7 separate regions of the Homo sapiens genome follow, and regions 1, 2, 3, 4, 6 and 7 are each linked to region 5. A link is a contact called in ENCODE Hi-C or POLR2A ChIA-PET data. All regions are on one chromosome and are shown on one strand. Each heading gives the region's core, a stretch centred on a gene start or an enhancer-like site at or near the end of the contact. The rest is flanking DNA. Distances are from core to core; before and after follow the strand shown.

Region 1 (2,700 bases), core at 77-2,576, 750 kb before region 5:
AGCTTTTCCGTCCTCTCCCACCCAGGCTCCAGGAGGCCAGAGCTCTACTGAAGCGGCGGCGGCCCCGGGGGCCAGGGGGCCGGGGACTACTGAGAAGGAGGCCCCCACAGCGTGCCCCCGCTGGCAAGGCCCCGGGTAAGCACATCCGCCTTTCCTCCGCCTGGGGCGAGGGGGGTTCCGGGCCAGATAAAGCCGTCTGGTTCCCACGGTCCAGCCGCCGCCTACCCGCCCCCCGTTGTAGCTCAGCACCCACCCCCAGGACGAGGCCCCCTCTAGGGACCCCAGCGTCCGGCCGTGCGAGGTGAGCCCGGGACAGGACCAGACACAGGCCAGAGGCACTGACCCGCGGGGGTGGGGCCGGGAAGCCAGGCGTCCGGGCTCCCCGCGGCCGAAGAGGGAGGGCGCTGGCCCGTTAGAAAGCTCCGCCGAACCAGCCCAGACAACAAAAGCGATTGTGCGGGTTGGCGCCTGCCTGGGCACCAAATGCTCAAGATTGTGGGGCGGCTGGGGGCCAAAGGCCTCCTCCTGTTTCCCGAATCTTCCCCCTGCCCTCCTCCCGCTCCAGCTCTTGACCCCTAGTCTAGAACACCCCTCATCTCAAACACCCTCAAAACCCTCCTCTTGCTGTAGCCTTCAGCCCAGATGTGACCCCTCCCCCTAAAGTCTTCCAGATGTGAGCCTCGGGCCAGATGTTAGTACCCCCGCCCACAGCCTCCCTTTATCCATTGTGACTTCTCCCGCCAGGTGTGGCGTTCTGGCCAGATGTGGCTACATCTTCACATGTATCCCCCCCACCTCCAGCCTCCTGCCCAGGATCTAGACGCCCAATTCCTTTATGTGCCCAGGTGTAGCGACCCTTCTCCCATCCCTCAGATGTCCCACCTGGCTGTCCAGATGTACCATGATAGCCCCCTATCAAGATGAAGCCCCTTTCTCTGTGCCCCGGGCAGAAGAGGATCAACTCTTAGCTGTCTCCCCAAATGTGGCCCCCACTACTCTTAATGGATTTCCTCTTTATGGATTCAGCTCTGTCTGGGGGGAAACCCGCCCGCCCCCACCTGTTCCCTTCCCCGCCGCTCCCCTACAGGCCCGGTCCACTTGTTGGTGCGCGGATGGGGACAGAGGGGGCGCCCCGCTCACCCCTGCGAGTCTAGCGCCCAGCCTGCGAGCCTCTGGCTAAGCGCCCAGCCCCACGCGCCCCCGCGCGGCCGCCGGGGAGGGAGTGGTGAGGAGGGGGGGCCTGAGCGGGGGCGCGGGCGACCTCCCCCGCGGGCGGGCGGGCGGGTGCGGCCGGGCCCCTCGGGCGGGCTGGGGCGGCGGCGCGGCGGAGCGCGGCGCTGCAGCCATGGCGGGCGGCGTGCGGCTGCTCTGGGTGTCGCTATTGGTGCTGCTGGCGCAGCTAGGGCCGCAGCCTGGACTGGGCCGGCTCGGAGAGCGTCTCCGCGTGCGCTTCACCCCGGTCGTGTGCGGCCTGCGCTGCGTCCATGGGCCGACCGGCTCCCGCTGTACCCCGACCTGCGCGCCCCGCAACGCCACCAGCGTGGACAGCGGCGCTCCCGGCGGGGCGGCCCCGGGGGGACCCGGCTTCCGCGCCTGTGAGTGCGGGGTGGTGGTCCCGAGAGAGCGGCTCCGGGGGGGAGGAGGATCCCTGGGGATGGAGGAGACAGTCCTCCAGGGAGAGGGAGCCCAGATTCCATATGCAATAGTGCAAGGGAATATCAGGGGCTATTTGAGGAAGGGGGCCCCAAATTCCTGGCTTTTGGGGTTGGGTCCTGAGGGTTCCGATTTTGCAAGCAATGAGGGTTCTTAGAGGCCTGTGATGTCCCACGTGAGGGAATTGGCGCCAGCTTTCATGCTTTGCGTCAAAATGGGGATCTCAGAATTGAGGGGCCTGAGAACTTTTGGGAGGGGGGCTCGAATTCTGAGACGCTGAGTAAGGAGTCCCCGGGGACCAAGCAAGAGTCTCAGGACCGCATGGGGGACGTCTCAGTTTCTGTGTGTTTGGGTGGGAAGGTTCTGTATGGGAATGCCTGTGAGGTGGGGTACTAGAGAGAAGAAAGTTAATCCGAAGAACTAAGAGGGAGAGGGGACAGAGACGGGGGTTGTGTGTGTGTGTGTGTGTGTGTGTGTGTGTGTGTGTGGCGGCGGGGGTGGGGTGGGGGTGTCTCCGCAGGACCTGAGTTGCAGGGGTCCCACGTGCGACAGAAATCCAGATAAGAGGGCTTACGGAAGGGGCGCCCCCTGGGGGCGGAGGGGACAGGAGGTGTATGCACCAGGCACTCCTAGAGATGGGGAGCCTTGGGGGTTCAGGTGAGGTGGGGGAGGGCGCACCACCTGTTGTTCCAGGATGCAAAAGTGGGCAGACTCTCTGGGATCGGGCCTTCCTGCCCCCTACCCCGCAGACCCTATGGAGTGGGGAGTGGGGGCCCCTGGAGCGGAGAACTCGCCCAGCCTGGCCCCCAGCCAGCCCAGCCCGGCCGGCGTGAGCTCATCTCCCGCCTGAGCCCCCGCCCGCTGCCACTCCCTCTCTCCTCCCCTTCCTCCCTCTTTCTTTCACTCTTTCCCGGCCCAGCCCCAACGTGCCTGTGCCAGGCGCCATGCCCAGGCGGGTGCCAAGCCCTTGGGGGTGCAAGGAGTGGCATGTGAAGTGGGGGCTGACCTCAAAGGGACCCCTATGTCCTCAACTCCCCGCTTGGCCAG
Region 2 (2,700 bases), core at 94-2,593, 890 kb after region 5:
GTGCTGGGATTACAGGCGTGAGCCACCGCGCCCGGCCACCAAATCCATTTTGAGGGGCCAGTGACAAGTTCTTTCAGAGGGAGATAACCCTACATCACTTTTTTTTTTCAGAGCCAATGACACCATACCTTAGAACAATTATTAAAAAAGTATAACCTTAGATCCATATTCTGTAGGAAACTGTGACCTACCCTGCTCCATTCCATTTTTGTTAAAGGAGACACACCAAGCCATGTATTTTAAAACATGGACTATGGACTTGGTTTGAAGGATATGCTGACTCCCAATGTCTTTATATCTAAAAGGCAGTAACTATTAATTCTCACCATTGGCAGTACAGCTCAACAAGATTTAGGGTGGGTAATGATGCCAGGTCTTGGTTTTAATAGGGAAGATGATCTGAGTACCAGGTTTGGAAAGCCTGGCCCTATTCTTTGGGGACAAAACACAGTAACCTCAAAGCCCTGCTTCTAAGTGATATTCGCTCCAAATCCCCATCTTCTGAAGGACAGGGAATGCAGATCCCTCTTTTTCGGGGTTGGTCTTATTCTTGTTCTCTTAGGAGACAATAACCCTAGATCCCCATTTGCAAGCGACTGTGACCTCTGATCCAATATTATAATGAATAGCAACATCAGATACCTGTTCTTAAGGCTCAAGGACCCAAGACCTCAATAATGGAAGAACAGAGACTTGTAACCCGTTTCTTTAAGTGTTAGTAATTCTGATCCACGAGTAATTCTGATCTCCAAGAGATGGTAACCCCAAGACTCCTTTTCCTGGGAGGAAGAGGGCTCGGATCCCCGGTATGGGGAGGCACAGTGACCTCGAGCTCCTATCTAAGCACATGAAAGAATCTGATGGATGTCTGAGGAGCTTTGGGAACCCTAATCACCACCCTACACGGGCGCCACTAGTACTCACGGCCCAGCTTCACCCCGGGCGGCGGGAAGCTAGTGCCTGCGCCGGGGCCTCCGCTGCCTCCTCCGCCGCTGCCGCCGGGTCCACCCCCGGAGCTCGAGGCCCCGACGCCCCCACCCATGGCCCCGACAGATGCCTTTCCGCCGCCGGTGCCGCCTGGGCCGGAGGCCGAGCCTCCGGGGCCGCCGCCGCCTCCTCCGCCTCCGCCGCCGGGCTCCGCGAACGAGCTAGTCCGCGCCCTGCCCGAGCCCCCAGGGCCGCCTCCCGAAGGCCCGCCGCCGCTCATGGCGCCGAGCACAGGCCCAGGCTGCGGGGCTCGGGCTGCCCGGGCTGCCCCAGCCGCCGCCGCTGCCGCCGCCTCCCCCGGGCCCTGGCCTCTTCCAGGCCGCGCCGCTCTGGCTTGGGCTCCGGCTCCGGCCCAGCGCCCGCCGCGGGGCACGCCGGGAGATGCAGTCCGGCTGTCGTCCGCGCCGCCGTCACCGCCCTCGGCCCGCACAGAGAGCCGCGTGGCACGCCGGGAAATGAAGTCCACAAAAGCCTCAGAGTAGACCGCGGGAATGATGGGCGGGAATGACGGGTCACGCTGTACGTCGGGAAATGGAGTCCAGGGTAATCTGTCAGCCGACTGTACGACGGGGAGCCCTGAAGCACTTTAGGAAGCAGAGAGCCTGATGCACGCTGGGAAACGGAGTCCACTCACTCAGTCTATTAGCTGTGTATGCCTCCCAGAGCTCGGTGCGCTCTGGGAAATTGAGTCGGCCCGCGTGAACCTGCGGGTCTCGGGCCGTGAGGCAAGCCGGGAAATGGAGTCGTCGCCACGCCCTCACCGCATTGCAGGTGTAAAGCGATTTTTAAAGCACGCCGGGAAATGGAGTCTCAGGTGGTTTTTAAGCCCCAGGTGGATACTGCAGTTCCGGAGATGGGCGAGGAAATGGAGTAGGTTTACGCGCTCCTCTTTCCAGGTACGCTGGGCCGCAGTCCCTGCCGGGAAGTGTAGTCAGCACCAAGGCCTCAGTGCAGTTGCCACAGCGAGCCCTGGTGTGTTCTGGGAAATGGAGTTCGACGTATCCTCCCCATTGACTGAGGGGGCGGGATCGCCCATGAGCTCCAAGCATGCTGGGGAATAGTCCAGACCTGACCCTCTGTGAGGCCAGTCTGCGGAGGCTTGCCGGGAAGCGAAGTCCAATGGCCACCATCAGGGGCGTGTGAACGAAAGGTTAGAGACTGCGGCAGTTCCCTGGAGAGACTTAAAAGTGTTTCAGCGCCTCCTTCCTCGCCCCCAGGTCCTTCTTTAAGAAAGAGCCGAGGTCGATCAAGGACTGCTGGAAAATGGATCCAAGCACCTTTAAGTTCCAGGTGACCATAGATCAGGAAAGAAAAAATGTCCCCTCTCTAACCGCAACTCTGCAAAGATTCGGGAAACAAAGTTCCCGGCGGTTTCTCAGAACACTAACTAGTCTTCGGATACAGTCTAGCTTTTCCTAGCAATGTGGTTCGCACCAGGAAGCTGAATGGAGCATTAAAAAGACGGAAATGTCATTTCTGGGCCTGGCGCTGTGGCTCAGGCTGGGCGCCAGTAGCTCACGCCTGTAATCCTAGCACTTTGGGAGGCCGAGGCTGGCGGATCATCCGAGGTCAGGAGTTCGAGACCAGCCTGGCCAACATAGCGAAACCCCCGTCTCTACTAAAAGTACAAAAATTAGCCGGGTGTGGTGGCGGGCGCCTGTAATACCAGCTACTCAGGAGGCTGAAGCAGGAGAATCGCTTGAACCCGGGAGG
Region 3 (2,700 bases), core at 124-2,623, 760 kb after region 5:
GCTCAAATCTAGCCAGGGGACGTGTTTTTGTTTGTTTATTTTATTGAGACAGAGTCTCACTCTGTTGCCCAGGCTGGAGTGCAGTGGCACGATCTTGGCTCACTGCAGCCTCCACCTCCTGGGTTCAAGCAATTCTCTTGCCTCAGCCACCCGAGTAGCTAGGATTACAGGCGCATGCCACCACGGCCGGCTAATTTTTGTACTTTTAGTAGAGACGGGGTTTTACCATGTTGGCCAGACTGGTCTTGAACTCCTGACCTCAAGCGATCCGCCCACCTCGGCCTCCCAGAGTGCTGGAATTACAGGCCTGAGCCACCCTGCCCGGCCCAGGGGACGTATTTTATCTCCCTGGGCAGGATAGCTACAAGTCTGGAAATGCTGACACCCATTTTACCTGCCCTACAATGAAACAGGGAGACAGACCCCTGGAGCTGGGCCTGATATTCCAGACCAGGCCTTTTCAGTGATCTGAGCCAAATATTCCTGAGTCTTCTTCAGCCACCTGGACTTGGGCTTTGGCTCCTCCCTCCCAGCTCATCCATCCCTATTTGTGCGGCTACAGCCTGCCCTGTTTTCTCACTTTGCACTTGCCATTCCCACAGCCTGGAAGCCCCTTCCCAGCAAACTCCTTCCCATTCCCCTGAGTTCAGATCCCACCTCCTCCTGAAAGCCTGGACAGATGTGGGTCCTGATTCCCTCAGACACACATCACATTTCTCTTCCCACATTCCCATCACACTCAGTTGGTTTCTTTGGGAAACTTTCACTCGCTAGGTCGTAGCAGCCTAAAAGATTTTGTCAAGCTTTATTTGCCATGGTCCTATTAGGAAAATAGGAAATTTTCCCCCCTACTCTCCAATATAAAATGATGTTTTAACTGTTAACGTAAGTTTTCAATCAATGCCTGCCCCTACCCCAGACATTCTGAAATACTTCCCTGGAGAGATATCTCTCCTATCCTTGATTGAAAATCTGCCGCAAAACATCCCTCATTGATTCGGTAAATATCCACACAGCCCCCTCGGCAGAAGGCAGCACACTGAGCAATGGACAGACAAATTATAGAACTGTATTATAATTGCCCCTTCGTCTGTACAAGCTAGGAGATTGCAGGGAAGGATCCTGCCAAACTGTTTAACCAGCATTTACTTTGGAAGCTGACATCAGAGGGCTGGAAGGGGGGCTTTTCCTTGGTACTTTATATAATTTCAAAGGGATAGCATTTATGAGTGTTTTTTACTCTCTTTCCTGGGCTTCTTAGTATCTTTCAAGTGAAACATTTCTTAGTGGCTCACTGATGTGCTTGCTCCACTGCAGGACGGGGAGCCCCTCAGGGGCAAGGATGGCTGTGACTCACTCCTAAGTCTTCAGCTTCCTGCCATGGCCTGACACACAGGAGGCCAGGAAATGTTTGTGGAATGACTGCAGGATCAGAGCTTAGCAGGCATGAGAAGTGGACTGGGGGGTGGAGGTCATGAGATGCGGCCCGGGAGAGACATCCGAGCCTAGGAGCCGGGGAAGGCTGGAGCAGTGGGTAGGTAAGTCAGGAAGAGCTGGTCCCTCTGCAGCCTGGGCCCAGCACAGTGCCCATAGGAGGTGCTGTTGTAGAAATGACGTCAAAGGGCAACTCAGTTTGTGAGAGAGAATTCCCAGAAAACAAACTTGGCCCAGCTTTGCACTTGTTGAAGACAGAAAGGGAAAGATCAGAGCTGAGGGAAGCTGGGGAAGGAGGAGTGAGAGGAAAGGAGGAGGGGTTTAAGGAGCCCTTGACAATCAGGGCCTGGGCTATACGGCAGGTGGTGGAGGCTCAGCTTGCTGCTGCTGGGTCCCTGGGGAGCTGGGGGAGGTGGCTCTAGGAGTGCATAGGCAAGAATGTCTGCTGCTCACAGAGATGGTGGCCTGGCTGGGTCTGCGCTAGGCTGCCCTGTTCTGCCTTCTATCCTCTAGTCTTTGTTCCTTCAACTGATATTTCCTCGAGCAGATTCAGGCACGGCTGGGGGGAGGGAAGTCATCATGACTTCCTAGAGGTGTGGACTCCTGGGCTGGGGCTCAGATGAAGAGGAACTGTCCAGGTAAAGGAAGGGAGCAGACTTCCCGGGAAAAGAGAGAACAAGAGCAGGGCCACTGAGATGCAAAAGAGCTCAGCCCCAGTGAAGAGCCCCAAGCCCTTGGCGTTGCTCAGTAAAGGGCTGTCTATGCTACAAGGCAAATGGAACACCTGCTGCTGGAGTCTCTGGTGGCCGGGGTGGGAGGGGCTAGAAACCATGTTCCGTGAAGGACAGCTAAAAGCAGCAGCCGCGGATCATGTGGTTAGAGCCCTGGACTTCCAGGCCGGCTCTAACACTCATGCTTACAGAATAATCTGGGGCAGGTCACTTTACCCCTTGGAGCCTCAGCTGTGGGGAGGATTCATGGGAGCAAAGAGGCCATCACTGGCATGGTGCCTGGAAGAAAGGTGGCACCCAACAGACTAGTTACTGTTACTTCAAGAGCCAGGTATTGAAAGGCTACATCTGGGCTGAGCACCGTGGCTCATGCCTATAATCCCGCACTTTGAGAAGCCAAGGTGGGCAGATCGCTTGAGCTCAGGAGTTCAAGACCAGCCTGGGCAACATGGCAAAAACCTGTCTCTACAAAAAATATGTATATATAAAAAAATTAGCTGGGTGTGGTGGCATGCACTTGTAGTCCCAACTACTC
Region 4 (2,700 bases), core at 70-2,569, 720 kb after region 5:
ATTCCTCTGTGTTTGGGTTCAAGGAGTAGGTCTGGAAATGTTTCTTTTCTTCTTTCAGATGGAGTCTCGCTCTGTCGCCCAGGCGGGAGTGCAGTGGCGTGATCTCGGCTCACTGCAACCTCGGCCTCCTGGGTGCAATCAAATCTCGAGCCTCAGCCTCCCGAGTTGCTGGGGTTACAGGCACGAGCCACCACGCCCAGCTAATGTTTTGTATTTTTAGTAAAGATGGTAGTTTCACCAGGTTGGCCAGGTGGGTCTCGAATGCCTGACTTCAAGTGAACCCGCCTCAGCGTCCCAAAATGTTGGGATTGCAGGCGTGAGCCACCACGCCCAGCCTGGAAACGTTTCTAACAGTACTGGGGCAACTCCCTCCCAAGGCCCTGAGGGGCGCAGGAACGAGGTGAGTAGGAATGGCCAGAGCCCCTTGGACACATGGGGCCCCAATCTCGAGGTGTAAGGGTCAGAGTCACCCCGGAAGGAGGTGGAGTGGAGTCCGCCCGTTACCGGCTCACTTCCTTCAGGCTCTCACCCCGATTGTCCTTCAGGTCCTCTACCCACCACACTCCCTATTTCTTCCAATGAAATTGTCCCTGCTTCTTTTTCTCCATATCCTCGCTCTCCTTGCTTCCCCTATGACATTTCTCCTCTCTCCACCTCCCAAAAGTCCCCTCGGTCTTTTCTCTGTTTCTTCCTGTTGCCTTCATTCCCCTCCTTTTAATAAAGTGAGTCTGGAACCTTGGTTTCCCTTTTCTCTCTCCATGTGACTGGTGCTGCATGCAGTTTGCCCTCTCCCCATCGCGCTAAGTGGTTTCACTTTCTCCCTCTGACCCTCGGGGAAACCACAAAGGTTCCCGTGCCTCCATTCCCCCGCTCCAGCCCTCAAGGTGCCGCGTGCCTCAATTTCCCAGGCTCTTTTCCTCCCTCTCCCTGTCCCCAACGCTGACTCCCTCACGGCGTCCCCAAAATGGCGCCCGCGGCCGCGCTCCGCCGCCTAACGTCATCGCGCCGCCCTCCGCTCAGAGTTCCCCTCTGGAGCCGTCGGAGGCGGAGTCGAGGAGGAGGAGGAGCATCCTCTAAGGAGGATTAAAGGGGCGGGCACTATCCACCCGAGGGCTGACCGGTGAGGGAACGACGCTAAAGGATTGGTTGGGCGCTGCGGGGAATCTCGACGCTCCTCACTATTGGCCCAAGCCTCAGAGACATGAACGTCGATTGGCCGAACGGCAGGGCCCGAGCGGGCAATGATTGGTTGCGTCCGGCCGTCCGTGCGGCGGCCGAGGAGGAAGGTGGGAGGGGCGTTGCTGAGGGTAGCTGGGGGCGAGAGCGAGGCTACGGAGCAGGCGAGAGGCGACGGCGAGAGCTAGAGCGGGCGCAGCGTTAGGGTGGCCGTGCAAGGGGAGCCGTGGCCCGGGCCCGGGGCGTGCGAGACGGCGGAAGCAGGTGAGCGCGAGCGGGCGCGCAGAGGCCGGCCGGGCTGCGCTCCCTGCCGCCGCGGCCTCCTCTTGCCAGGTCGCCTGCGCACTGAGGGCCTGAGGGGGTGCGCGCCGGGCAGTTAGGGCGGAGCGGCACCAACGGCCGACCCGGCGCGCGGGCAGCCGGGCGGGGGCCGGGCTGGAGCGGCGGGTGGGGAAGGGGCCTGGAGTCGCGTGCGGGGCTGAGTGAGGAGGGGCGGGGCTCGGGCTGAGGCTTTGGTGGGGCACCTGGGCGGGAAGGGGAGGCCTCAGAGCTGTCCCAAGAGGGCTCCGCGGCTCCCCAGGGTTTGGGGTAAAGGACTTGGTGGTGTGGCAAGTCCAGGACGAAGGGGCTGGGCCGGTTAGACGGCACGTGGGTGCCCAGTTAGGGGCTTAGGGCGTGAGAAAGATAATTAAGTTAATGCAGGGGAAAAATATCTAGTTCTTCCTGGAAAGAATTGGGGCGGTGAGAGGGGTTTTGGTGTGAAGACATTAGGAAATCGATATCCCCAAGGGAACGGTTTAGAGCTAAGGAGGGGTCCAGTTGTAATGGATGGGGTTAAATTAATGTGAAGAGGCCTTAAACCAATGTGTCAGGAGGTTGGGTACCCTTGGAATGCGTGGAAAGGAGTCTTTGTACAAAGAAGGATTAAGTGTATTTTAAAAGGGTGTCTGGGTGTCCCTAGAATGAGCTGGGGAAGGTAGTCTTTTTTAAGTACAGGTAATTAGGCCAAGGTGAAGATGGGATTTGGTTATTGGAAGGGGAGGAAGTAGGGTGGGAGAGATCTGTGTGCTAAAGTGAGGGGTGCCTGGGAATTCCTGGAATGAGACTGAGAGGTTGCTAAGACGCTGGGGGGTCTGAGTACCCCCAGAATAGGAGGCTGGTGAGAGGGGCTTGAGTGTGAGGAAGAGGGGTCTGTGCTGGATTAAGGTGGTGATGGAGGTTCTGTATGAGAATAGGAGGTCCGGGTATCCCTAAAGGGGGTTTGGGCAGCACGAGGGGTGTGTGTAAAAGGAGCTTAAGCCATTGTGAAAGATGGGTGTGTGGATCTTTACACAAAGAAGAGGAGTTATGTTGCTACGAAGAGGAGGGTCTGAGCATCCCTAGAATGGGTTAGGGTGGGTTGGGTCTTCTAGCAAATTAAAAAAGATTAGGTTAATAATGTGGAGGAGGATCTGGATATTCCTGAGATGGATTTGAGGGGGGGCTCTGTTTGCAAGAGAGGCATAGGTTGATATAAAATGAGGG
Region 5 (2,702 bases), core at 1-2,500:
CTGCCCCTCCGAGCTCACCGTTGTGGGTTTCCACCATTAGCACGCGGGTGACCTCCTTGGCGTAGTAGTCGGCCTCAGGCTCGGGCTCCGGTTCTGCACTCTCCCCGGCCACCCGGTCGCGGGTGCTGTTGTACAGGGCGAGCACGGCCTCGGGCAGCGGGCCGGGCGGCACCTCCCCCTGGCTCGGGGGGCTGGCGAGCCGCAGCTTGGACAGGATCTGGCCGCGGATGGCCTCGATGCGCTTCCGCTTCACCAGCTCCATGTCGATAGTCTTGCAGGTGGATAGTCCCGCGGCCGGCCGGCCAGGCGTCAGCACCAGTAGCCACAGCAGCGGTAGCAGCAGCGGCAGCAGCCGCAGCCCGGAGGGCGGCATGGGGGAGGCGGCGCCCCCCGGCACTGCCGAGAGCGCGAACAGGGCTGGTGTGGTGGGGAGGCCCCGCCCCTGCAGGGGCTGGGGGTCTCCCGGCAAAAGGTAGGAGGGCCTCGAGGGAAAGCTGAGGTCCTCAGGGAGAAGGGCGCAGTGGTGGAGGGGAGGCTTGGACCGGGGGTGTCTCAGTATCCCACGGAAATAACCTAGATGGGCGCGATCTGGTACCAGAAGGTGGGTGGTCTTGAATAGGGGATCTGTGGCAGGTCGGAGAGAGATCCGTCTCCTGGAGGAGAAAGGGTCTAGGATGCGCGGGGGCTCAGGAGACAGGCCGGGGATGAAGGCGGCGTGCAGGGGGTGCGCCCGAGGTCTGGGGAAAAGTCTTTGCGGGAGGCCGGGTCGGCGACTCCCGAGGGCTGGTCCGGAATGGGGGCGCCTGAGGGACGCCGTGTAGGGGGCAGGGAGGGAGCAAGCGTCCCCGGCGGCAAAGGGAGGCGGTCTGGGGTCCCCAAGTCCTGCCTCCTCGCGGGGCAGCGTCGCGCCAAGAGGTCCCCGCGCCTCCGGCTCCCAGCGGCAACGGAAAAGTCTCAAAAGTTTTTTTCCTCTTCTCCCGACCAGCTCGTCCCTCCTCCCGCTCCTCCTCCCCCTCCTCCCCGCAGTGGCGGGGGCGGCGGCGGCTCGTCTCAGACTCTGGGGCCTCAGGCTGCTCCTCGGCGACTCCTTCCTCCGCTCCGGGCCGAGGCCGGCCCCGCGGGCGGCTCAGAGCCGGGGGGGTGCCCCGGACGGGGCGTCCCCCCTGCCCCCGGCCGGGGCCCTCGCTGTCTGGCTGCTCCGCGGAGGGAGGTGGGAGGGAGATGGCCCAGGGCGCGAAGGGCGGCGGCGGCGGGGACCGGCTGGGTCGGCAGGGGGTTTTGAAGCCGCCCCCGGCCCCACCCAGGAAGCGCACGGGGCGGGAGCGGGGGCGGCCCCCAGGGGGAGGGCATGGGGGGGCTGGGCCACCGTCCTCATCTCGCGTGGGCGGGCTCCGAGGGGGGTCCCTTCAGCCCTGGGGGAAAGGGGGCGGGCACCCCGGCTCCGCCCCGCAAACAGGGTGCTGCCTCCTGGCGGCCAAGCGCCACCAAAGCGGGTGATCCAGATGCGCTGTGGCTTTGCGGGCGGTGTGGGTCACCAGAGAAAGAGGACCAGGCGGAGAAGGCTTAATCCGGGGGATGAGACACAGGGGAGCCGACCAGAGGAGGGGGACCCAGAACGGAAGGAGAGTCAGGCTGGGAAACAAGGTAGGAGAAGAGGGTCTGTCAACATGGGGGCCTCCGGAGGGTGTCAGTGGGAGGAGGGGGCAACAGGACACCTGAAGGATGGAAGGGTCAGGAGGCAGACACCTGTAAGAATTGCTCTCCTTTACTGAGCACCTCCCATGTGGCTAAGCAGCCTCCTGTCACTCAACACCCTGCGACCCCATACATTTACTGTCCCCAATTTACAGATAGGGAAACTGGGCCCAGAGGGACCCCGAGGTCCTAGAAAGGACAGAAGCGGTGCCATGCCTTAGCTGGGGTCAGCTCTGACAGTCTCTAGAGTCTGTGCTCTTGACCACTGTGCCATCCTCCCCCATCACTGGGTGTCCGGGGTGTGGATGGTGGTGACGTTGGAGGCAGAGTCCCTCAGCACTCCACGCCGTAGCGGTCGAAGTTGCGGAGCAGCAGGCCGATCTCCAGGTGCACGGTGCCACCAGCAGCTGTGTGCAGGCGATAGCGGTCGGCCCCACTGTAGATGGTGTCCCCATGCAGCAGCTGCGGCCCACCACCCACGAAAGCCCGTGCCAACTGTTCTCGCCAACTGCCCAGGGGCCGCCACGTGGGGCAGGCCAGCTGGTGGGTGCCCGGGCTACTGGGCACATGGCAAAATCCATAGCCTGCAAGCTGGCAGCGGCCAAAGCTGTCCTGGGACCACACCTGGAAATGGAGCCGGGGCCAGCCTGCAGGAAAGGAGAGAGAGGGGAAAGGAGGGATGGGTGGGGACCAGACTCCTGCTGATTCCCCACTCCCTGATACTCACTGGAGACCCCAGGCCCAGTCTTTTCCTCTCTGGGTTTCTGTCCCAGAGTTTCCAACCCAGCCTCCTTTCTAGGCTCCCACCGTCTTATCTATCCCCACACAGCAGCCAAAGTGATCTTTCCAAATCCATGTTACTCCCCTGCTAAGGATCCTTCCATAGCTCCCCAGTGCCCTCAGTATAAAGTCCAACCTCTTCAACATTCAAGGCCCTTCTAATCAGACCTCTGCTGAATTTCCTCTCTGTGTTATCCTCCTCCATGACCCCATGTCAGGGCAGCCCA
Region 6 (2,700 bases), core at 195-2,694, 660 kb before region 5:
GTCACATACCCAGTTATAGTTACCGAGGCATACAAACACAGGGTCACAAAAGACACAATCACAGACAACCACAGTCACAACCATGCACACCTCCAAACACAGACAGACTAAAAAGTACAGGATTCTGCACAGTGAGCAGCTGTCACACACACATACACAGTCACACAGATACTAGGGTCACAGACACAATCATAGACACCACCACAAGCACACACACACGACACAGGATTCCTCAGTCACCAGCTGCAGCGTACGCGTGCACACACACACACACATACACAGCCACAGTCACACAAACACAGGGCACACTCCTAGCCACCTCCCCATCGCTTGCTTCCCCCCTTCCCCCCAGGTACCACACACAAAGCCGCCGTCACCGTCACCGCAGACACTGCAGACAGACAGGGCTGCACCCGGTCCCTGGGGAGCCGCCCCCAGCCCAGCCTGTATCCTGGAGCCTGAGGGCCAGGTCCAGGAGGGGGAAGCGGTGCATTGTCTGCGGGTGGGGCCACTCTTGGACAGCTGGGCAGCCCTGGGGACAAAGGGGGTGGCCTAGGGATCCTGTGCCCTGGGACCCATGACCAAGCCAGGGGGTGGAGGGATTGGGGGTTGCCTGAAATTGTCCTTATTTTATTCAGGCTGGGGTGGGGTGGAGTCCCAGGCACAGGGACCTTGTTTTGAGAAGTGGCTGTGCCTGGGACTCCGCCCAAGGATTGGGGGGATGCTGTGCCCAGGGTGCCTCTGAGACCTGGGGGCAGGCTGTGCTTGGAGTCCCCCTAGGCCTTGGCGTGGTGGGAACGCTGTACCCAGTGACCCCATCCTCGAGACCGTACCTAGGCAGTTGTTGTGCTGAGACCCCCTTAGGCAGGGAGAGGTAGGGATTGTGTCTGGAATCGCGTCCTGGAGGCCTTGGTTTGATACGGGGGCTGTGTCCCCGACCCCATCTCCATCCCCATCTAGTTCTAGGAGTTGTACCTAGAATCTCTGTACCCCTGTCCTTGGTTTTGTGGGGGGTCTGTGTCCAGGATCCCTATTTCCAGGGCCTTGGCAAGAGATGGCCCAGGGGTCTGTGCCCAAGACCCCGGTCTCCTGGGCTTTGGCTTGTTGGGCCTGTTCCTGGACCCCCACCCGGGACCACCCTCTCCAGCCTTGGCACCCTCTCTCCATCCGGGCGCCGCGGCCGCCTCCCACCCTCCGCCACATCAGCAGCGGCGCCGCCCCCGACCCGAGCCCCCCTCTCCCGCCCTTCTCACGCTGGCCGCCGCGCTGCGGGACATCCAGGGCCCGGGCGCCCCCGCCTCCCGCGGCCCTGGCTGGGCCTGGCTCCCCGACTGCTGCTGCTGCGGTGGTGGCGGCGGCAGCTCGGTCTGACGCCGGCCAGGGCCCGGGGCCGGGGGATGGTGCGGGATGCACGCGCGCGAGCCTCCTCGGCTCCCGGGAGGATTCCGTTCCGGGGGCGGGGGAGCGTCCCTCGGCCTCGGCTCCCCGCCCCGACCCCGCCCATTGGCCCGCCGCCTGCCGTATATGCAGAAAGGTCCCGCCCCGCCCCGCCCCTTGGCCTGAAGACCCCGCCCACACGCAGACACCATCCCGCCTTCCCCGGCGCGGCCACCGCCCCGCCACGCCCATTGGCCAGTCCCGAGCTGAGCATGCCTATGAACATCGCCGAGTCCTTTCCCCCGGTCCGTCCTGGCCTGGGCTCCCTTTCCCTCCGTGACACCTGACCTCAGATCCCCTCCAGCTCCGCGTCCGAAAGAGTTGCTTCTAGAGGCGCCTTGCCGCCCCACACCCCCAAATCTTCCCGCTAACCCCATGGTTCCCCAGCCCGGCGGGGGCGGGCAGGAGCGGTGACGAGGCACTTTTTGCAAGGAAGGGGAGGGGGTGTGAACAGACCAAGGCGTCCTGATGCGCGATCGGTTCGGCTTTGGGAACGGGGGCGCCGGGGTGGGACCAGGGCGCGGTTCTGGCCGCTACGGCGCCCCCGCCGCCCCCTACGCCAATCCTGTGGGTTTGGCAAAGCAGCTGGCAGGGACATTAGAGCCCATTAGTAAAGGCGAGGTTGCCAGGAGTGAGGGGAGGGAGCCCGCAGCCAAGAGGCACTGTGTGTGTGGGAGGCCTCAGCTGCCACAGCCCTTAGAGCAGGTGGTCAGCACGTGGGGGGGGGTGGGGAAGGCGAGAAGGAGGTTCCCGGCAACAGATGGCACAGGCAGGGCTGAGGCTTTCAGACAAGGGGGTGCAGGGGGGCTGGCCATCTGCACCTGGAGGCCGCTGGCGAGCTCCTCCCCCTCTCCCCCCAACCCTAGCGCAGAGAAAAGAGCTGGGGGAAGGGGAGGGCTGCTTTTATTCCGATTGAAGATTCAGCTCCCCCCCACCCCGCACCCCTACCTCTCCAACACACTGAGAGGCTGGAACCCGGGAGAAGGCAGCTGTTGGAGGAGCGAGGGAGGCAGAGGTGAGGACTGCCTCCAGGACCATCTCGCCTTCCACGGGAGGCTTGAGGCAGAGGTGAGGGCTCCCCCTGATGAGTCTGATCTGCATAACGACATGCAGCGGCCCAAGGCTCCCTCAAATGTTGGCAAAGATAAGTTAACCGCTTCCCTGGCTTAGTTTTCGGATACCCACTTTCGAGTGGGGAGGTGCAGGATCTAGGGCACGAAGTTGGGAGTTCCCCAGCCCCAGGGATCCTGAGCTCCTGGGCCA
Region 7 (2,700 bases), core at 121-2,620, 920 kb after region 5:
ATTGCAGACAGGTTCACCATCTGGTTGTAAACCCGTATCTGGGCAGCAGGCATCTACTACAAACAGGGCATCTCCCTGTCCTCCTCCACTCCAGTGTGATACCCTCCTACCCCTGGGATCTTTAAAAATCTGCCTCTGTCAGGGGCGTACACCCACAAAGTGTAGCTCTCCACGTAATGCAGTGCGAAGCCCCAAGAAGCGCTGCATTTCGTCATCTCGGCCCCCTGCCCCAATGCCTAGTGGGCTGTCAAACTGCGCTGTCCTAAATGTCAAACTCTTGGAGGAGGTGACCTGTCCCCCGGGCCCCAGGCCGCGCGCGTTGCCTATACTGCAGCGCGCGACACCCCACAAGCGCGCGTTCTCTCCCCTCCCGGTGGCAACAGGGCTTTCCGCGGGGCCGCGCCAGACTTTTCGAGACCGTCAATTGGTCGTAGTCCCGGCCACCCGGCAGCCAATCAACAAGGGGAAAGGTGACATCACTGGTTCTCCTCCCCTCCCCCAATCCAAACTTCCCTACTCCGTCTACCGGCAGCAACAACCACGTGGGGGAGGGGTAAGAGAGTAGAACCGGTGAGGTCATTGCACCGCCCCGGCCGCTGCTGATTGGCTGCGGGGCTCGCGGGTGGCGGTTGGCTGCTCCTTGCACCTCCCCCTCGTGCCGCTACCGCTGCCACTGAGAGGAGCCACCGGCGACGCCAGAGCCAGGAATACGGGTGAGTCGGGGCCCTGGGTCTAAGATACTCCTGGCGTCCAGTGAGACTCACGACGAACTGCCCTTTTCGACTTTTTCTCCTCGCCGGGTTTCTTTGGTGCTCCAAGCACTCTGTCACATGGGAGTTGTAGTCTGCCTTGTACTGTCGGCTATGGGCCGAAGACGTGAGAAGACTACGGTTCCCAGCAGGAACTGCGACTAGCCGGTCAACAAACGTTCGGGCCACGCCTTCTACCTCCGTTCATTGGACAACCCGTCCCTTAGCCCCTCCTCCTTTCATTTCATTGGCTACTGTCCCTCACAGAGGCTGGGTTCCGGCCTAGGCTGCATGGCGACTGGGTACTGTATTTGTCATTTGGAACTAAGACGGCCTGCAATTGGACACGACTGGTGTCCTTCACTTGTTGTAGGGTAGGGCCCTAGGCAGATCAGGCAGTCGTAGGCTCAGGTTGGTGTCGGTCCCGGAGGGAGGCCGGTCTTGGACTTTGGCCCCGCCCCCTAGCGCTGCCCGATGGGCCCAATTGGTCGCCGCGAGCGTCGCTCGTCGTCGAGAGGCGGAGCCGACCAGTCTGCGGATATCTATTGGTCTAGGCTGGCGCCGGTCAGTGGGGTTGTGATCGCTGATTGGCTGGCTGCTCCAGCTGTTGCAGGTCCATTCACCATTTTGTGTGTTGGAGTAAAAAAAAAAGGGAGAATCGAGAGGGAGAGCCGGAGGGGGGGCGGGGAGGGACCGGACCGGACCGAGCCGGGGCCACGGCCCCCCGCCCCGAAACCCCGCCGAGCCCAAGGTGAGGGGCGGGGCCAGGGCTGACACAGGAAAGGGGGGTCCGGGGGGCTGGGGGCCGAGAGGGGACAGGTGGCAGGGACGGGGAGGGGGTACAGGGGGAAAGGGGTGGGCGGAATGGTGGGAAGGGAGGAGGGAGTGGAGGAAGTGGTGGGGGTTTGACAGAAAAAGGGTAACTGGGGGAGGGGGTGGTGGGCAAAGAAGGGTAACAGGAATGGAGGGGTGACAGGACTAGATCAGGGTGACAGGGAGAGGGAGGGGACAGAGTTGGAGAGTGTGACAAGGAGAGGTGATGGGGAGAGAAGGTGACAGGTCCGGAGATGGCTGACAGGACAGTGACTGGGAGGAATAGGTGACAGAGATAAATGGGGGTGACAAGGAGGGGGTGACAGGAGGGGGCCTAGGGCATTTTAACCGAGAGGTAGAGATAGAGGTAGTGACAGGATGAGAGAGAGAGTGTCAGAGAAGCTGGTGCCAGGAGGGCTAATGGGAACAGAGGGTATGAGACCCCAAAGAGCCAGGGCCTGGGCTGGCCTGGGCTCCGGGAGTTACTACTCAGATCTGAGGAAGGTGAGGGCCCCCGGGGCTTGGGTGGGAGTTATTCAGACAGGGTGGACAGGAAGAGAGTAGGCCCTAGGGGAAAGAAAGCAGCTCTGGGGCGAAGAGAGGCTGGGCCAGGCAGCAAGGTCTAGGGGTCCAGGCGGCATAGTTGTAGGCCCTGGGTGGGGTATGCAAAGGTTTGTGCTTGGAAAAAACTGGAGCCAGATCTCAGTCCCCAACATGGTAGTCTAGTGGGTCAGCGGGTATTAGGTGGTGATGGCTGCCCAACTTCTGGGCATTTGGGTGCCAGCCCCGGGACGCCCTCCAGGCTCTGCCTGTGAGGACCCCAGGATTGGCCCAAGAAAGGGCAGGCCTGGGACTCCAGGGTCCACAGGAGGAGCAGGCCCCTAGTGAGAGAGCATGAGGTCAAGGGTCCCCCAGTAGCTGGAAGACTGAGTCGGGGTTGCCTCTCATTGTGTTTGGCTTATGGTTCTGGGTCCCCCAACCCTCCTAGAGGCCTCTGTTTTGGCCTCTCAGGTTCTCTTAGTCACTTCAGAGTAAAGTTTTTTCCCCTTTTCTTTTCTCAGGGCAGCTCGAAAGGGGGCGGGCAGTAATGACTGTTCAGGAAGTGGGTGAGGTTGGCCTGTTGGGCTTGTCCTGCTTT

Evidence for each region. A loop is a pair of places that touch in the nucleus more often than their neighbours do. ChIA-PET counts read pairs that join two places held with the same protein, here RNA polymerase II (POLR2A). Pooled maps may share reads with other maps.
Region 1: a loop to region 5 is called in a map of CD8-positive, alpha-beta T cell, with 2.0 times the contacts of the local background. The contact joins the promoter of LTBP4 here to the promoter of TGFB1 in region 5. A Hi-C loop is called at or near these places in 2 of 168 maps with a recorded cell type or tissue (CD8-positive, alpha-beta T cell and naive thymus-derived CD4-positive, alpha-beta T cell), 7 of 37 single-sample maps with no recorded cell type and 12 of 50 pooled maps. POLR2A ChIA-PET finds 5 or more read pairs at or near these places in 5 of 52 experiments (B cell, CD4-positive, alpha-beta memory T cell, HEK293 and 2 more).
Region 2: a pooled map shows a loop between it and region 5 (7-fold over the local background). The contact joins the promoter of GSK3A here to the promoter of TGFB1 in region 5. A Hi-C loop is called at or near these places in 1 of 37 single-sample maps with no recorded cell type and 7 of 50 pooled maps. POLR2A ChIA-PET finds 5 or more read pairs at or near these places in 2 of 52 experiments (HEK293 and activated naive CD4-positive, alpha-beta T cell).
Region 3: a loop to region 5 is called in a pooled map, with 4 times the contacts of the local background. The contact joins the enhancer-like site here to the promoter of TGFB1 in region 5. A Hi-C loop is called at or near these places in 1 of 37 single-sample maps with no recorded cell type and 3 of 50 pooled maps. POLR2A ChIA-PET finds 5 or more read pairs at or near these places in 2 of 52 experiments (GM12878 and PC-3).
Region 4: a loop to region 5 is called in a pooled map, with 6 times the contacts of the local background. The contact joins the promoter of ZNF574 here to the promoter of TGFB1 in region 5. A Hi-C loop is called at or near these places in 1 of 168 maps with a recorded cell type or tissue (CD4-positive, alpha-beta T cell), 1 of 37 single-sample maps with no recorded cell type and 10 of 50 pooled maps. POLR2A ChIA-PET finds 5 or more read pairs at or near these places in 1 of 52 experiments (AG04449).
Region 6: a pooled map shows a loop between it and region 5 (10-fold over the local background). The contact joins the promoter of NUMBL here to the promoter of TGFB1 in region 5. A Hi-C loop is called at or near these places in 1 of 37 single-sample maps with no recorded cell type and 7 of 50 pooled maps. POLR2A ChIA-PET finds 5 or more read pairs at or near these places in 1 of 52 experiments (BJ).
Region 7: a pooled map shows a loop between it and region 5 (6-fold over the local background). The contact joins the promoter of CIC here to the promoter of TGFB1 in region 5. A Hi-C loop is called at or near these places in 1 of 168 maps with a recorded cell type or tissue (CD8-positive, alpha-beta T cell) and 7 of 50 pooled maps. POLR2A ChIA-PET finds 5 or more read pairs at or near these places in 1 of 52 experiments (HEK293).

The regions. Positions count from the first base shown.
Region 1 is chr19:40,600,043-40,602,742 of GRCh38, forward strand. LTBP4 (latent transforming growth factor beta binding protein 4) reads left to right here and starts at 1,327. Exons shown (of 30, transcript NM_001042545.2): 1 at 1,327-1,595. The coding sequence starts at 1,346. RefSeq lists a silencer at 1,261-1,410 and an enhancer at 2,592-2,700.
Region 2 is chr19:42,241,259-42,243,958 of GRCh38, forward strand. It overlaps GSK3A (glycogen synthase kinase 3 alpha), which reads right to left and starts at 1,344. Exons shown (of 11, transcript NM_019884.3): 1 at 925-1,344. The coding sequence starts at 1,207. RefSeq lists silencers at 886-1,165, 1,196-1,405 and enhancers at 1,696-1,905, 1,835-2,629, 1,966-2,015, 2,630-2,700.
Region 3 is chr19:42,112,343-42,115,042 of GRCh38, forward strand. All of the region lies in intron 5 of POU2F2 (POU class 2 homeobox 2), which reads right to left. Among named protein-coding and RNA genes, the nearest start is that of POU2F2, 19 kb to the right of the region's middle. RefSeq lists an enhancer at 1,969-2,128. Within about 2 kb of position 1,374, at least 8 of the 41 ENCODE cell types and tissues checked have a DNase peak (open chromatin) inside an H3K27ac peak, as active enhancers do; they include PC-3, where a contact is called at or near this core.
Region 4 is chr19:42,074,847-42,077,546 of GRCh38, forward strand. ZNF574 (zinc finger protein 574) reads left to right here and starts at 1,320. Exons shown (of 2, transcript NM_022752.6): 1 at 1,320-1,440. RefSeq lists enhancers at 480-549, 630-679, 900-1,019 and silencers at 1,390-1,649, 1,660-1,739.
Region 5 is chr19:41,352,672-41,355,373 of GRCh38, forward strand. TGFB1 (transforming growth factor beta 1) reads right to left here and starts at 1,251. Exons shown (of 7, transcript NM_000660.7): 1 at 19-1,251. The coding sequence starts at 373. It overlaps B9D2 (B9 domain containing 2), which reads right to left. Exons shown (of 4, transcript NM_030578.4): 4 at 1,746-2,342. The coding sequence ends at 2,029. RefSeq lists silencers at 1-263, 424-503, 804-873, 1,024-1,553 and enhancers at 1,554-1,703, 1,627-2,128.
Region 6 is chr19:40,689,207-40,691,906 of GRCh38, forward strand. NUMBL (NUMB like endocytic adaptor protein) reads right to left here and starts at 1,445. Exons shown (of 10, transcript NM_004756.5): 1 at 1,254-1,445. The coding sequence starts at 1,277. COQ8B (coenzyme Q8B) reads right to left here. Exons shown (of 15, transcript NM_024876.4): 15 at 2,324-2,700. RefSeq lists enhancers at 1-675, 349-398, 1,614-2,551 and silencers at 1,238-1,577, 1,898-2,137.
Region 7 is chr19:42,267,882-42,270,581 of GRCh38, forward strand. It overlaps CIC (capicua transcriptional repressor), which reads left to right and starts at 1,371. Exons shown (of 21, transcript NM_001386298.1): 1 at 1,371-1,500. RefSeq lists an enhancer at 361-870.